2 separate regions of the Mus musculus genome follow, and region 2 is linked to region 1. Evidence: chromatin contacts called from ENCODE Hi-C or POLR2A ChIA-PET data. All regions are on one chromosome and are shown on one strand. Each heading gives the region's core, a stretch centred on a gene start or an enhancer-like site at or near the end of the contact. The rest is flanking DNA. Distances are from core to core; before and after follow the strand shown. Region 1 holds the start of Sesn3 (sestrin 3). Region 2 holds the start of 1700019J19Rik (RIKEN cDNA 1700019J19 gene).

Region 1 (3,342 bases), core at 101-2,600:
CAGCTCCACGGCAGGGAAAAGAGGCTTGAAAAACAACTTTGATTGGCACTTGGCCTGACCCACAGAGGAAGAAAAACAGTTTTTGGACAAAGAGCGCAAATATTTGAGCTTGCTTATTTATGTGCTTGCTTGTTTTTCCTAGGACATAAAGAGCAATCCTAAATTGACTGTAGATAGGAAAATTGACAAAAACGGCACCATATTCATCTTAGCTCTCAAATATGCACAGCTCAGCAATTTTAATTCATTGGTGCTGGACAAACAGAAACACCTCACCTAATGATTTCATTTCATGCAATGTAAAAATAAGAGTGTAAAAAAGAAACAGATTATATTAGTCAAGGAGGCTATTCAGATCTTATTAAAACCTCTTCTGCGTCTACAGGGACATTTTGTCATCCTTTCTCTCCCTGCATCCCCATCCCCCACGGGGCGATTAAGCCAAGTAAGCTAAACAATACTGGAGTAAACTTTCTATCAGTCACTCTGGAAAGCAATAAGCCAATCCTGGGTCGGATTTTCTCGATCGACATCGCGGTGGGGGATGATAAGGAGGGCGAACCCAAGTCGTCTTCAGCCTCCACCTCCACCAACCCAAGCTGAAAGCGCTGGAAGATCGAACAGCATTTCCTATGGGTATAAAGTTCAAGATGCCTTCATGGTGCCTTTCGGGACCCACCAAGAGAATGTCAAGAGGCGGTGCCAAGGCACCGTAGGCCTGGCAGAAGCGACCCAGTCGAAGAAAACACCCCCCCAGAGTCAGCCACCGGGGAGAGGCAGCCAGTCTCCTGCAGACCAAACTGGTTGCTGTGATTTCAGGCCAGCCTCCATCCCCAGCCGAGCCGGTTCCTCCCAGCATCCCAGCATCCCTTCAGCCTCGGGGCAGACCCGGCGGCAGCCCAGGGGCCGGGCGCAGGGACCCGCGGGGGGACACTTTGCCTCTCGTCCCCCCTCCCCCGCAAGCGCCGCCCGGACCCGGACCGTGGGGAGCGCCTCGCCGCCGGACGCGGCCGCGCCGTACCTTCCGCAGCACTTTCCGGCAGTTGGTGCAGAGCAGGTAGTTGGCCGAGGCCGACGCGCTGCTGCCACCGCGGTTCATCGCGCCGGAGCCGGGCTGTCACCGCGGCCGCTAGCGAAGGGCTGCTTCAACGTTCTCTTCTCAGGGGGTCGGGCGGCAGCGACGGCGCAGCGGCTGCCCGCGCGAGCTCGGCGGGGACGGCAGCCGCGGCACTCAGCGACCCGTTGTTCCTCCCGCCCCCATCGCCAGACCCCCGCCCCGCCAGCCAGGACGAGCAGCCGCGGCCGTCTCAGCTTCTCAGTGCGGCCCCGCCCCCGAGGCCCGCCGCCTTCAGGGCAGCCGCGCTGGGCACCGCCCCCTCCCGCCAACCAGACGGCACCGGCAACGCCCCCTTCTGCACCCGCATCCAATGAGTGGCTCCGGCCAATCGCGGGAGGCGAGAGCAACACGAATCTCCGGGCAAGTTAAGTTTATCTCCGAGGCTCGATGCTGAAGAGTGACCCTGGGTTAGTTAGGTAGTGGGGTGGGAGGGACTCCAATCTACCAATGAGAAATGGAGGTGTGGTGTATGCAAATTATCAGGAACTCTAGCGCCACCCTCAGGACAAGCCACGCCTCTCTGCAAAAACCGTGCAGAATGGAGAGTGAGATTAAATAGCTGGAAGCTAGAGCTCGCTAGAGGATCTGAGACCTAGCTAAACATTTCCTGATCTCTCGGGAGTGGGCCGGGTGGACGCTAGAACGTTCCTTCCTCCGGGGCAGAGATTCAGCTTTCTCTCCATGGATCTAAATCTAATAGCTGTGAGGAAGACTGCGGTCTTGCAGCACTTTGCTCCCACAGATCTCAAAGAACTTTATGTTCTTTATGCACTCTGTAAATCTGGTACGAAAGACCAACTACCTACGGCTGTAGAGTTAGAAGTCTACACAGCTATTGGAGTTGGAGACCCGGAGACACATCTTTGGTTTAGGGGTTTTTCCCTCTCTCCGACGATCGTTCTCACAGCAAAGAAAGTTCGTTTATCATGAACAAGTCAGAGATTGATACACACACACACACACACACACACACACACACACACACACACACACAAATCCTGTGGGAGGCCTCTGGTTAGAAACTTGCAGAGCACAATCCCTGCCTGTGATGGAAGGTTTTGAGTACGAATTGCCATTTAAAACGATTGGACTGGACCTTCCTCTCTCAAAACTGACAACGGTGAGTCAGGGTTTAGCTTCTATGTTCTGGAGACAGAAGGCATAAGTCACTGAGGAAAGCTCCGGCTGGCCAGATGCCCAACCCAGGCGAGTGAGAGAGCCAGGTACTCCGAGGGGCCAAACACCAACCCCGGACTGCAGACCAGACTCTGGCTGCCTGCTCCCCAGTGAGAACAAAGGCGGTGCAAAGCGAGCACCTGATTGGCTCAGGGTGCTCACCGGTGTCGTGGAGCCCATGATAGGGTGCTTCTGCTACTGGCGCAGAGCACCAAGCTCCCAAGAACTGCAGTTCCCCAGCCGGCCTTGGCGGTGACCACACCGCACTGCGTGCTATGACATCACCTGTTTTCGCTCTTGAGAACCTAATCTGTATTCTCGGCTTCTCGTTTTCTAAAGGTCTCGAGTGTGTCAGGAATTGTGAAGGCCTGCAATTTGTAGAATGTATCTGTGGAGATGGTTTTAAAGAACCGACCCACTGGTTTACTTGTATTGTTTTTCTTGTATTGTTTTTAATTTAACATACTACCCTGTGTTAGGAATTTTGTGTACTATGATGTAAAATCGGGAAGGCGCTGTTGGAGAAGCCTGCACGGTTAGCATAACAAAGCCATTAGACCAAACTGTTGTTCAAACTACCAATCTCTTCCATACTCAACATCTGTCTCCACTCCATCTCTTTAGAGACCTACACCTTAAACAAGCCTACACAAAGAACAAAGGAGATGAAAATCTGCCCGCACAGGTTTAAACAGACTGAACAACCTCAAGGGTCTATCTAGGTGATATGGTTAGGTGAAGGTCCATTTAGCTAGTGATAGCAAAGTGTGGTCTGATGCTGGGTAGACCTCCATAGTCTAGAACAGCAGTGATTTGGGTAGGTTGCTAAAAATTCAGTTAAAAGAAATGGTAAAAGTTGCTTGGCATGGTGGCGCACGCCTTTAATCCCAGCACTCGGGAGGCAGAGGCAGGCGGATTTGTGAGTTCAAGGCCAGCCTGGTCTACAAAGTGAGTTCCAGGACAGACAGGGCTATACAGAGAAACCCTGTCCAAAAAAAAAAAAAAAAAAAAAAAAGAAAAAGAAAAGAAAAGAAAAGAAACGGTAAAAC
Region 2 (3,570 bases), core at 766-3,265, 190 kb after region 1:
ATATTGCCCGAATGGCCAGTGTGTCTTGATAGGCAAGTTAGTGTATGATGGCAGAAGCTTTGTGGACACACACAGCAAACTTCTTTCCTAGTCTACATCTAGTTGCCAGCAGACACTTCCCAATCCCCAGGAATCCAAATAAGGTTCTGCAACTCTCTGATCCAGGGTAAGTGGGTTCAACTGATTTTATTTTTTCTGTATAGTGCCCCTTTCTCATCTGCTAGGTGGTTGCACAGGACTCAGGACTGAAGTACAGTCATCACGGAAGCCACAGCCAGGAGGAAATGAGCCTTGGTCCATGAGGAATACACTACTCCTCCTCCTCTCCTGACAACCGTGTTGGATTACAGTCTGGACTATTGGAATTGTAGCATGATTTGTACAAACAATCCCCTCTGACGTGTTTGTTCTCTGGAGTCCCCTGGCCTGGTAATTCCTGAGTCAATTTCAGTTATCGCCATGGTGGCGGTTATTATGGACTCCTTAGAAATGACAAGTGTTGGATAGAACATTCTGTTTTCTCTCTAAGTAGAACATACTTCTAGAATCTCTGAATCCTCTGGAAATAGAAATGAATCATTTGTTCACACATTTACTCCACATACAAACATTCAATGGGCACATGCTCTGTATACAATCTTGTCAGTTGAAGAGAGATAGAGAGATAATAATAGCTCTTGGGACCTCAGGCTTCTCAGAGAGGCTGGCCTACGACTAGCAGAAGGTAGAATGAAAGTGTGCCTGAACTCTCTCCCTCTCCGTCTCTCCCTTTCACTTCCTCTGTCTCTCCCTCTCTTGCTCTCTTTCTCTCTGACATCAAAGCTGTGGCTTCTGACAGAATCTTTAAGAGGCCATTCAAACTGCTTCCACTGTACTCAGGGTAGATCTGTGGAGAAGTTTGCTGGGCTCTGGGACAAACTCCCCTCGACTTTCTCTGCTCAAGGAAAAACAGGAGGGCTCACAGGAGCTCACTGCCATGAAAAGCAAATGTGTTAAGAGGTTGTTGCCCTGTGGCCTCTAGGAGCCTTCCATCCCCTTTGTCCTCACTGCTTCTCCATGACTGTGCCTTGTCCATTCCTTCTGGAACACATTGTTACGTCCTCTTTTCCAATGGCAGGGGCTGTGCTGAGGTAGAGCTGGTTCCCTTCTACCTTGCTCCTTCCCCACCTGGAACTCAGCTCTCCTCTTTGTAGGGAATTTCGAGCACTGAATAGGCAGCAGCCCCCTCCATCCTCACAGAGAGCACCAACAGACCTGGGGTCTCACCATGGTCATCCAGAACCCATGTAAACCTTCATGAACCTTTTCAGCAGGGCTTCTAGACAGCTGGACTTGACCCAGGAGGGAAACAATCTCTAGGCATCTTTGGTAACAGCCATCACTTTCCACCCCCACAAATTTATTTTTAAATCACTCTGAGATATGCATGATGATAAGCAATGTGTGGGTGGAATGATTGCTGTTAGTCAGGTGCCTCTTCTTTCAGGAAGTGCTCTGTAAATATCTTGGGGCTGAAGTAGACCCTCCCGCTGCTGAGCCCCTCTCACCATCCATCCAAGAGAAGCTTTCTCCTTTAGGGTCTCTTTCTCCTGCATGTATAACCTGGAACTATGCGCCAGTGTGAGTTTACCTTCTCCATCTCTCCACTCCGGAGTAGGCGACTCCAGATAGGACTGTGGAGTCCTCCATGATGACAAGAGACCTGTCCTGGAAGACCTTCTGGGAAACCCAGCGGAAGAGCCGTGGACTTGTTTGTGGATAACTGGTTGGCTCAGAGGATTCCAAATCCCAACCATGAATTTTTCCTTCTGAACCTATCATTAGGTCTGATTTTGTGCCAAACCAGTTCTGAAGCAAGACAGTGTAAGCAAGCCTGTTCATTCACTGTTATTTTTAGGGCAGATCTGTTTCTCATTGACTGGGGCCCACTGGGCCCCTCCCTTGCTTTGTCACACTCAGGACAGTCAGCTTGGCAGCACACCAAAGACCATGCTTGCCCAGAGGTGCCCTCGCCTGCCTCTCCTGACTGGCGGGTACCGGCCTGAGCTAAAGCTGCCTTTGTTTTGTCACAGTGGGTTATTTTTTCTTGGGCTTGGATGGCTCAGCAAAAGTTATTGGACGCTCTGCAGGGTACAAGCGCCGAGCAGCACAGTTTATATTGGAACTGGTGTACACTGTTCTAGTATTCGTGGGCAGGGGGAAGGGTCACACACAAGTCAGTGCTGTCTGATTCTTAAGCTAGGAGCCCTTCCGCAGTAACAGTAGTGCTGATAGGAACAGATGAGCAGGGGGAGCAGATGAGCGGGGGAACCAATAAAGCATAGAACAGACACTTGCTTGTCTTCAGCAGTAGCCACCCTCAGGCATCATGGGGGTGGGGGACGAGAGACAACAAAAAGAAAGTGATATTTAAATCAGGTCAAACACAGCTACCACCTCTTCCTCCCCTCCCTCCTTGCTCCCCCAGCCTGGAATCCTCTGTCTGCTCTCATCTTCTGTGACATCAGCTGTCTCCTTTGCCACAGAGAGTGTGGAATTTGAGCTTTCATGCCTGGCTTAATTTGCTCAACCTAATGAGCTCTGCTTCCGCCCCCGCTGCCACCCATTCTTTTCCTGGCTGCATAGTATTCTGCTGCATGCACGGACCGTGCTTTTCCTATCTATCTATCAGGTAATGAGAACTGAAGCCGTTTCCATCTGTTCGTGGACACTGTGACCGATAACCCAGGAGCACAGGAGTTGATTTAATGTCCTTTATATGTTTGTTCATATTGATATTATGCAATGTTTATATTAATGAAAATACCACTTGATATTCCATTAATGTGTTCAATTTTATATTTTTTTTAGCTAAAGTTAGGAGGTCAATCTAATTTAAACTTAAAAAGAAATAGTAATAAGACAGGAGAGATGTCTCCATGGTCAAGAGCACTGAATACCCTTCTCAAGGACCTGGGTTTGATTCCCATCACCCAAATAGTGGCTCATAACCATCTGTGTATAACTCCAGTTCCTAAGGATCTAACACCCACCCCAAGCATCCATGGATGCACAAACATATGTACAGACAAAACACCCATTCAAATAAAATAATATTGGTATTAATGCGTGCGCGCATACACACACACACACACACACACACACACTGCTTCAGTGCTTCTGTGGGCCTGCTTTCCCCTCAGGGTCTCCTCTTTCATCTGTGTCCTACTTTAAGTGTCTGCAGAGCTGTCTACAACTCCTGACATTCCTTTCTCAGAATTCCCAGGGACTTCCCTCCAAGACTGTGTGTCTTCCTGTCCTCCATCCTCAAGGCTGCTGAATTCCTGGGAATGATCAAATACGCATGTACCAAGAACCTCACACAGACTATGAGGTCAGTGAAGTCAGAGGAGCAACTTCATCCTAGCCCAGCCTCAAGTACTTTCTGGGGTGGGAGGGGGTGGAGGCGGGGGAAGAGGGACTGTGGGGTGGAGTGGGGATGGGGGTCACTTACTATTGTTCTCATCTGGCTCTGAGTCTGTCTTCCTATGTGCCTCCATGTGAAGCCATCTTTTAACTCCCTTCTCCTCT

The links. Hi-C counts contacts between places; a loop is a spot of excess contacts on that map. ChIA-PET counts read pairs that join two places held with the same protein, here RNA polymerase II (POLR2A).
Region 2: a map of left cerebral cortex shows a loop between it and region 1 (1.9-fold over the local background). The contact joins the promoter of 1700019J19Rik here to the promoter of Sesn3 in region 1. A Hi-C loop is called at or near these places in 2 of 37 maps with a recorded cell type or tissue (both left cerebral cortex). POLR2A ChIA-PET finds 5 or more read pairs at or near these places in 2 of 5 experiments (Patski and embryonic stem cell).

What each region holds. Positions count from the first base shown.
Region 1 is chr9:14,274,309-14,277,650 of GRCm38, reverse strand. It overlaps Sesn3 (sestrin 3), which reads right to left and starts at 1,350. Exons shown (of 10, transcript NM_030261.4): 1 at 1,022-1,350. The coding sequence starts at 1,099.
Region 2 is chr9:14,088,522-14,092,091 of GRCm38, reverse strand. It overlaps 1700019J19Rik (RIKEN cDNA 1700019J19 gene), which reads right to left and starts at 2,015. Exons shown (of 4, transcript NR_166640.1): 1 at 1,631-2,015.